2 separate regions of the Homo sapiens genome follow, and region 2 is linked to region 1. The links are chromatin contacts, found by Hi-C or POLR2A ChIA-PET in ENCODE. All regions are on one chromosome and are shown on one strand. Each heading gives the region's core, a stretch centred on a gene start or an enhancer-like site at or near the end of the contact. The rest is flanking DNA. Distances are from core to core; before and after follow the strand shown.

The links. A loop is a pair of places that touch in the nucleus more often than their neighbours do. ChIA-PET counts read pairs that join two places held with the same protein, here RNA polymerase II (POLR2A).
Region 2: a map of Right ventricle myocardium inferior shows a loop between it and region 1 (2.2-fold over the local background). The contact joins two enhancer-like sites. A Hi-C loop is called at or near these places in 2 of 168 maps with a recorded cell type or tissue (Right ventricle myocardium inferior and cardiac septum). POLR2A ChIA-PET finds 5 or more read pairs at or near these places in 4 of 52 experiments (A549, MCF 10A, activated CD4-positive, alpha-beta T cell and 1 more).

What each region holds. Positions count from the first base shown.
Region 1 is chr3:172,253,835-172,258,815 of GRCh38, forward strand. The region is part of intron 6 of FNDC3B (fibronectin type III domain containing 3B); the gene reads left to right. Among named protein-coding and RNA genes, the nearest start is that of GHSR, 190 kb to the right of the region's middle. RefSeq lists a silencer at 2,274-2,469. Within about 2 kb of position 2,622, at least 13 of the 41 ENCODE cell types and tissues checked have a DNase peak (open chromatin) inside an H3K27ac peak, as active enhancers do.
Region 2 is chr3:172,287,161-172,291,701 of GRCh38, forward strand. The region is part of intron 7 of FNDC3B (fibronectin type III domain containing 3B); the gene reads left to right. Among named protein-coding and RNA genes, the nearest start is that of GHSR, 160 kb to the right of the region's middle. RefSeq lists an enhancer at 2,419-2,713. Within about 2 kb of position 2,599, at least 9 of the 41 ENCODE cell types and tissues checked have a DNase peak (open chromatin) inside an H3K27ac peak, as active enhancers do.

The DNA.
Region 1 (4,981 bases), core at 1,372-3,871:
AGTGGTGTGATCTCAGCTCACTGCAACCTCCGCCTCCCAGGTTCAAACCATTCTCCTGCCTCACTCTCCTGAGTAGCTGGAATTACAGGCATGTGCCACCACACCCTGCTAATTTTTGTATTTTTGGTAGAGATGGGGTTTTGCCATGTTGGCCAGGGTGGTCTCAAACTCATGACCTCAGGTGATCTGCCCACCTCGGCCTCCTTCTTTTTACTTTATAATTCCTTTGCCTTTGAGTTAATTTGCTTGAATAATTTAACTTTTTATCACTTACAAAAAACAAATCTTTAAAAAAAGACTAAGTTTGTGCCTGGTCCTGTGGTAAAACTAAGCACATGTAAAAGAAGCAAACAACTCATGTTAATATAAATACATGTATTAAAAAGATGCGGATACCTTAATTTCTCTCTTGAGGTCTAGTTCACTCAGTTAACTATGCTTCAGAAACTTTAAAGCAATAGAGATTCATGGACTCCATTTTAGACCTACTAAATCAGAATCTTCATACCACTTTTGACTTCATGTTTTTTTTTTTAATCAAACCTCCATTGGGGATAATGTATAATCAGCCAAGATAGAAAATTATTATACTATCATAGTAATAAGGATGGTTAACCAAGTTGTACACAGTATGGAATAGGGACTGTATCTGTTTTATTCATCATTCTCTCCCTCCTTCTAGTACCTGACACATAGTAGGTACTCAGTATATATTGTTAAATGAGTCCTGTTTTCTTAATTGCCTTGTTTTCCAGAGTAAGCCTTCTTTTTGAACACACAAAGCTATTGTACCATTTCCTTTTCCTGGAACAAAGTGTTGCATTGCTCAAGGAAACTGCTCTGTGGCTAGCCTCCCCTTTCATTTACTGTTACCTTCAGGAAAACAGGCATGACAGAGGCCCATAGTACACTCTGAGAAATATGGGATCTCTGTCTTCTTGCACTCCCTTGGAGCTAATGGTGTGATGTGAGCCGAGAACAGTTGGGGCTTTAGTATTAGACATATAGTACTTGGCTTAGAATTGGGCTTTGTTACTTACTATTTCCTTTTAGTTTTCCCTGAATTTCCATGTTCACTTTGTAAAATGGGCATTTTAATTTCCATTATTAAATATTAAAAATACCCTTGCTTTAGTTCTTAACACTTTAATATAATGGTAACCCTTATGACTTGAATATTCTTGTCTCTCTCATCTTTAGGACTCCTGTTATTATAGGATCACCTCTCATCTGAGATAGCTGCCTCTCAAAGTAGGCATCTCTCTACTCTCCATCTGGCAGCCTTTTCCCTTCCCTTCATGCTCCATTCCCCTCACCCCAGCTCCCTACATTTCTTCTTTAAGCCAGAAGTGGCTTCCTTTGCTTAAACCCGTCTTATATTTTGAAAGCTAAACCCTGCATTCCTGGACCACTGTCTCTGAAAGTTGCTTCCAGGCTCTTTTTTTTCTTTTGAGACGGAATTTCACTCTTGTTGCCCAGGCCGGAGTGCAATGGCGTGACCTCAGCTCACTGCAACCTCTGCCTCCCAGGTTCAAGCGATTCTTCTGCCTCAGCCTCCCGAGTAGCTAGGATTACAGGCGCACACCACCATGCTTGGCTAACTTTTTGCATTTTTAGTAGAGATGGCGTTTCACCATGTTGGCCAGGCTTGTTTTGAACTCCTGACCTCAGGTGATTCACCCACCTCGGCCTCCCAAAGTGCTGGGATGACAAGCGTGAGCCACTGCGTCTGGCAAATTTTTTTGTATTCTTAGTAAAGGCGGGGTTTTGCCATGTTGGCCAGGCTGGCCTTGACTCCTGGTCTCCAACTCCTGGCCTCAGCCTCCCAAAGTGTTGGGATTACAGGCGTGAGCCACTGTGCCTGGACACTTCCAGGCTCTTTTAAGAAAGGTTGCCACTGGGTAGAAACGTACAGATACCTTGGGGTCCTCTCTGGTGGAATTGGTACCAGATCTCACACATCTCCTCGTCACCTCGTCCTAGGGCACTTCCAGCTCTGAGTGAGAAAGAACTCTGGTGCACAGCCTCTTGGGACTTCCTTTCTCATGGTCCCTGGTGTCTCCTCATACGTTTCTTAGGATTTTCTTTGCTCCCTCTGAACCTTAAGAGACTGCCCAGAAGGGCCACCTTATGGTTTAAGATGTGTGATTATTCATTTTCCTCTCCAGTGCATCCTCTCTTGTGACTACAGTTAAATAGATCTCAACATTTTAATTCCTTCCTTGAGAACCTTTGTGGTGCTCCCCACTGTCTAGAGAATAAAGTCTAAACTGCATGATATGACACATACTCACCTCTTGTGGCCCTTCACATTTCCCCACCAGACATGCGGTGTTCTGCCCCATTTTGTGAATATGCCTCATTCCCCTTTTTTGGCCTGTCCTTCCAGTTCCTCTGCCTAGCAAACTCCAACTCAGGCCTTCAAGAGCCAGCTCAGTTATCACCTCCTCTGTGAAGCCTGCCTGTCTCTCCAACATATTATGATGGCAGATAAGTTAAGGGAAAATATTTCAAGAGTTTTTGCCTTCCTTTTCTCTTCCTCTCCCAGCATTTCATTTTAGAACAGTGCTTGGGCATCCAGTCCACAGATGTTCAAGGACAGGAATGGAAAAATTTGTTCTTGTGTACGGAGTATTATGCAAGAGCTGGGCCTTGAGCCTGTTCTGTGGCCAAAACCCAGTTAAAATAGTCACATTGCCTTTCACTGCAGAAGCTAAAGAAGTTTCTGTTGCTCTTCATTGAGTGAGAAGGAAGCTTCATTTCTTCCATTTTATTCTTGATAAAAAAACCAAAGCACACAATATTTTAAGGAAGTTATTGAGTGGGATACAGTGAGTCAGGATCCAGTTTTCTAACTGAAATCCTTCAATTTTCAGCCAGTTATAGCCCCTCAGAAAGCAGTTAGGTTATCTGCTAATATTGTTATAGAAATAATTAGGTGAATTTAGAGTAAAAAACAAAAGCTTTGATGAGGATCCACTGTTTAATTTTAAAAGACCTAAGTAGTCTCAATAATATGTATGTGTGTGTGTTTGTGTGTATATGTGGGCAGATGGTGAAGGGAGAGGAAATCAAGAGTGTAAAGTCACAATTTCCAAACTTTTTTTTTTTTTTGAGACAGAATCTGGCTCTGTCGCCCAGGCTGGAGTGCGGTGGCGCAATTTCGGCTCACTGAGACCTCCACCTCCCAGGTTATAAGCAATTCTCCTGGGATTACAGGCACCTGCCACCATGCCTGGCTAATTTTTGTATTTTTAGTGGAGATGGGGTTTCGCCATGATGGCCAGGCTGGTCTTGAACTCCTGACCTCAGGTGATCCACCCACTTCAGCCTTCCAAAGTGCTGGGATTACAGGTGTGAGCCACTGCGCCTGGCCTCCAAACACTTTTTTATGTATAAAAATTTGCTGTGTGCAGTTGACATTGTTGACTTTCACTTTGTTCCTGGGGCTTACCCTAAGAGTGAGGATGTCTTTTTCATATATGACTTTTACATTTTAAAAACAGAATGGAATTGTAAGATTTTAAATAATCGGCGTTCTGGACTGTGTGACATAGAACATGTCATTTCACTAAGCCGTGGTTTCCCTTTCAGTAAAATGAACAGGTGAGTTACAGTCAGTGATTTTCAAAATCTTATCAATGAGCACATTGCCTCTCTTTTCAGGCAATCTTGTGTGGATTACCAGTTTTAAATACAGTATCCCTTCACCCCTACCACATCACACGCATTCATACACACACACACACACACACACACACACACACACACACACGCACTCTGAAAGCAGACAGCACTAGAACTCCAGTGGTTTGAGTGGAGGACCTGGGTCCTTGTCACCCTCCACAAGGCTTTCCCAGGGATCCAGCCCTCACCTGGGTCCTGGCTACTCATGGGCTCAGACCAGCAGTATCAGTACCATCTAGAAGCTTGTGAGACATGTACCCTTATGACCTGCCCCAGACCTACTGAATACAGGCTGTGTAGGTGGGGCCCACCAATCTATGTTTCATCAGGCACTCCAGGTAATAATAAGCCACAGTAGCATTTGAGAACTGCTGGCTCTTTGAGTGCCAAGCAATTTTTAACCAAGATTTTAAATGGCAGGGGTGGGAAAGCGGCGGGTGGGAGGCATTCAGTTGGAACACTTGGTTTAAGTTGAAGTATGTTCCTTGTACTATCTGTATCATGATAAATATATACTAGTGATGGAAGAGTTCCTTTTGTGTGACTAACATATAGGTAGCAGCTTATGTGAACTCTTCTAGAAGTCATACTGCCATATGGGAAAAATTGGGACAAAGTGGCAAGAATTCCAAATACGGAAGAAAATGAACGTACAGCATACTCTTGGCATTTGACCTTTGGAATTGTTAACAATCCAAAGACTCAGTTGCATTTTAGATCACATTCCACGACATAGACTCACAGGTTCTGGTTATGATACCGAAAGCCAGTGATGAGGGCATTATTCTTGTGCATTTGTCTTTCAGAGTTCGCAGATTGCTTTCTGACTCCAGCAGTGTTCCTTATTACCGGTTCTTTGTATTCTAATTCTTTCTCAGGTGGTCCTCCCTGGCATTTTTTCTCTTACTATTCTTATATTTTGTGATCATTGCTCAGAAACCAGAATCAGACTACAGCTTTACTTCCCCCAAAGCAGCAAGAAAGTGTATTCACAATAACAGTAATTATTCATAATGAGAAGTCACAGCGCACCAAGGTTTGGGATGGCGTTTTTTCCCTCTGGGGGTCTGAGACTGTGGATATTTTTGGGTCCTTGGAGTCTATCCTTTTGCTGAATGGCTTGGGCTCTGGGAGGGCATAGCAGCATCCACCTGCGCAGGGCTGACAGTGGTTTCCTTTGTCTGGAATGACGTGCTTAATGTTAATAAGGTCTGGAATGTTGGGAGTCAAGACAGATTTTCTTTTGGAATCTCTTTGGTCTTGGCTCCCTGTAACAGATAATGCTTGTGCTTTT
Region 2 (4,541 bases), core at 1,349-3,848, 33 kb after region 1:
GTGCCCTTCATGGACTTCTGCTACTGTATTTAATATATTGTACTGCATCTACTTGTTTCTGTGTCTTTCCCGGTCTGTGGTTTCTCTAGGACAGGTTCACAGCTTTGTCCTTTTTGTATCTTCAGTGCCATTCTTGGACATGCTGAGTTTGTTTCACTGTCAGGGACTCTGGAAAGATAGATACAGCGGGCGGTCGCAAATGTCTGGTAGGCCGATGCTGAGGAGCGAGGAGGAACAAGATACAAGACAGGGAGATCACATGCATAGCAATGATACTTCATGTTGTAGGATTGGATGATAGCTTTGCAGACGGGGGTGCAGTATAAGGGAGAGATCAGAAAAGGTGTGAGGGCAGAATTATGGAAAAAGCTTATGTTTGTAGCATAGTAGAAAGAAGAAAAATCTGTAAGGAAAACAGAGGAGTCAGAGAGAGAGGGCAGAGCAGCGGGTTCACTCATGGCCCCAAATGTAGTTTCAGAACTCCATAGTCGCTTCTTAATCATGTTTATGCACACAGTGCTGTTCCTCAGATATTCCTAGTCACTGCTCTGCTGAAGAAGTGACAGAATCTCTGTTTCTTGTGGGTGAGATGGCTCTAGCAAGACAAAAGCCATATTTAGATTCATTGGTCCTTTTTCTTGATGCAGTATTTCTTAGGCATTTAATCTTTTGAGGTTTTAGGGCAGGGTAATAGGCTTTTTGTAAGTAGCTGTGTTGTAAAATATAATAGGGTAAGAGCGTCATCTGAGAACTTTTGCCTGTATCATTTGGAAACAAGCATTGCTTGGCTACAGAAGCACACAGATGTTAGCTCTATCCATGACAGTCTGGCCAGGCCGTTCTGTACCCATCGCAGAGAATTGGCTTCTCAGAGCCTAGTGCCTTTAGGCCCCTGAATCATGTAGATAACTCCCCTTGTTTTCATTTGGTGCTCACTTAGTAGCCTTTTGAGAATTTGACTTCCTTGTTGCCAACAGAGAGAAAGTATGTGAGGCAGGTTGACAGTGCTATCTAATCTACCAGATACTTCTGTTTCTCATTATGAATCAATTAACTGGCAGTCTGATTGTATATATCTGATTCCATAAGTCTTATAGTTTGACATTCAAGTCTGACTCTGGAATACCGGCTAGATTGTCTGAGTCACTGGGCAGGGGCCTGGACCTGGCGAATTCACTCAGGTAAATGCCACAAGGTAACAGCCTGTCTGCAGGGCCAGCCAGCTTAACTGGACTCTATCCTGTCTCATTACCCTCCTCCAAACCTTTGAAGTGGACTTTGAATGAGAAATTCAGTCAAAAGATAACATTTCCATATCAGCGTGGCTTAGATGGGCACAGACGTAGTCAGTATAGCTGAAGAGTTTCCTTAGTCCTATAAAGCTGGAGTTGTTAATTCTGTAGCATAAGCAGCACATTATCTTTCTAGGTTTGGAAAAGGCACGTTGAGAAACTTTCTGGAGGTGAGTAGAAACAAAGCCTCAAGTAGTTACACACTCCAGAGTCATGAAAGATCTGTAGATCCGCATTTATATCTCATGCCCTTTTTAACAGTGAGGCTTGAACTTGCCAAAATACTACACCCTACCTTTTAAGCAGTTTGATGAAAATCACCTGATAGGAAGTGGGCGTCTCTGGACACAGTTGCTTTGCCAACATGTGGGTGGTGGTTGGTGCTAACCACCCTGCATGTCTGGTTCTCTGGATGGCAGTGTAAGTGTATCCAGGTTGCCTGGGCTGAAGGCATATCAGACAAGGGGAGTTTGTATGAAGAGTGCCATGCTTGTTCGTGCCTCCTGCTTTTGCACATGACTAAAACAACTTCTCTTTCTCTCCACCTATATGTTTCCTATTGCTGCTGTAATGATTTACCACAAATTGAATGGCGTAAAACAGTACAAATTTATTGTCATAAAGGTCTAGAGGCCAGAAAGTCCAAAATGTCTCTGGCTAGGCTGTAATCAAGGTGTTGGCAGGGCTATATTTCTTTCTAGAGGCTTTGGGACAAAATCTGTTTTCTTGCCTTTTCCAGTTTCTAAAGGCAGCCTGCATCCCTTGGCTTTGTCTGCAAAGTCAGCAGCCATATTCCCCCAGCTTCTGCTTCCATTCTCACATGCCTGTCTCTCACTGTCCTGCCTCCCTCTTTCACTTATAAGGACCCCCGTGATTTTACTGGGCCCAGCCAGATAATCCAGGTTAAGTCTCCCCTTCACGAGAGCCTTAACTTGGTCACACCTTCAAAGTCCCTTTTGCCATATAAGGTATTCATAGGTTCCAAGGACTAGGATGTGGACCTCTTTGGGGACCTACCACACTCCCCTTCTGATCCTCATAAATGTTATTGCCTGAGACAGTCCACTGTTTCTTTCCAGCCCAATTAGTTGTTTATGCAGTTTCTGTCTTTCCTCTTCGTACCACTTTTCTCTCTGAAGTTCTTGTTTGTGATTGTGTGTTATTTAACTTTTCGCTCCTAATACCTAGCACTGTCCTTGGGACATAGTGACCCCTTAATAGATCTTTGCTGAATAACTGTGTGGCTGTAGCTGGGTTCTGGCCGGGGGCACAAACGCCGGAAGTCTGACCAGCCTCAGGATGTGCCTCCGCCAGCGTGTAAGGCAGCAGCCACTAGAGGGAAGGCCTGTGCTTTGCAATCTGGCACTCTGGGTTGGGACTTGCATTGGCTGTTACCTGTCTTTGTGACCTTGGGTAAGTTACATCATTTCTTTGTGCCTCAGTTTCCTCATCTTTGAAAGGTAGGATAAGAAATACTACCTGGGACTATATGAGAAGTAAATTATATACTTGGAATGCAGTATTTATAGTTTGTAGCGTATCACTAAGCAAAAGTGAAACTTCTGTGCTCTTACATGGGAAGGAAGAGGTATCAGGCCATCTGACAGGGAAAGAAGCAGAGCCATGCAAAGTTGGGAGCACAGTTGTAAAAAGGATTATTTAATTTTGTGTTCCTTTCAGCCACAACTGGTAGCACCTCTAAATAAAAGGCATATATTTTGCTTTGAGGTTTTGCAGATGATTTTATTTAGGTGCAGAACTTGTGGATTCCAGTCATCTTTCTAGGACTTTGGGCACCCTGAATTGAGCAAGTCTTTTACTCTTCAGAGACCCAGCTACTGCAAAGGTCCAAATACTTAGTTTCATTTAAATTTTATTAAAATGGTATACAAGTATACTAGGTATTTATCTTGGGACTGGAACAGTTAGGTGCTATGGGGACTTCACTGGTATAGCCTCCACCATGACAGAGCAATAAGCCTGATATTATTCTGAGTGGCTTAGGAATTAGCCAGCCATCTCGAGCCTAATGTGGTCTGACCTTCTCTGGTGGTGGTGCTAGATGTAGTCTCCCATAGACTGGTGGGCTGTTTATTTTCAGGATATAAATAATGTAACCTGGAATTGTGGTTCTGCATTGTTTCCATCCGCGAATGTTTAGCTTGTTGGAACAATTGATTTGTCGGTTCCAGAAGCGAGTAAACTGACCTGCGAGGAACACTTCCCCTGTAAGAAGCAATCCCTTGAAAGATAAACAGTAGTGCATCTGGGAGCAGATAGGCGGCTCTTAGCACTTCAGGAATCATAAAAACAGATGACTGTGAAATTCTTAGATTTCAGTATCCTTTTTCTTTAACCTTTTCCTTTTTCATTTATTTTCCTTTGTGGTGGTGTTTCTCATGATGATCCTTTAGAAGTGAAGCCAGTATTTGTGTGGTAATATTTCCTTAGTGTACTCTTTAATTAGATCAGTAGGCCTCCCACATAGTTCAATCCAAAGGCCAGAGCAAATTTAGAAGCTACCAATGTACAAGGAAATATTTTTGAACATGAAAGAAACAATTTAGTAACTATGAGAATAAATGGTGTTTCTGATCCAAGTACTATCATTTGCATAATAATAAAATATCAGAAAAAAATGGAAAATTTTACAGAACAGTATTAAAATATTGGGATGAACAGGAGAGAAGGTGCAAGGAGAAAGCAAGCTATGGATTACGTATCAAATAGCTACAGGACAATGCGGTTTTATAATTTCCTTATACACACACATATAGAACAACTGCTTTCAAGTTGGAATCTACATTTAATAAATAGACGAGTGATTTCTAATCAGTATGTGACCATTTACAAGTAGGAAGTAATTTTATGAGTCCTTCAAGGTGCTCAAAAGCAGTTTAGTTTAAATAATTCATATGCAGACTTACACTAGTAACCTGTACAACAGACCCTTTTATAGCAGTTATTGAACTGCTTTTGAATTGGAATCTACATTTAATAAATAGACAGGAATGATTTATAATTAGTATGTGACCACTTAGTAGTAGGAAGTAATTTTGTGAGTCCTTCAAGGTGCTCAAAAGCAGTTTAGTTTAAATAATTCATATGCAAATGTATACTAGTAACCTATACAACAGACCCCTTTATATTACTATTGCAGAAACAAATGTCAGATTGCACCTCGTCCAATAATTTTATAACTACAAATTACCCCTTTTATCACCATTACAAAGGAGATTGACTTTCTAG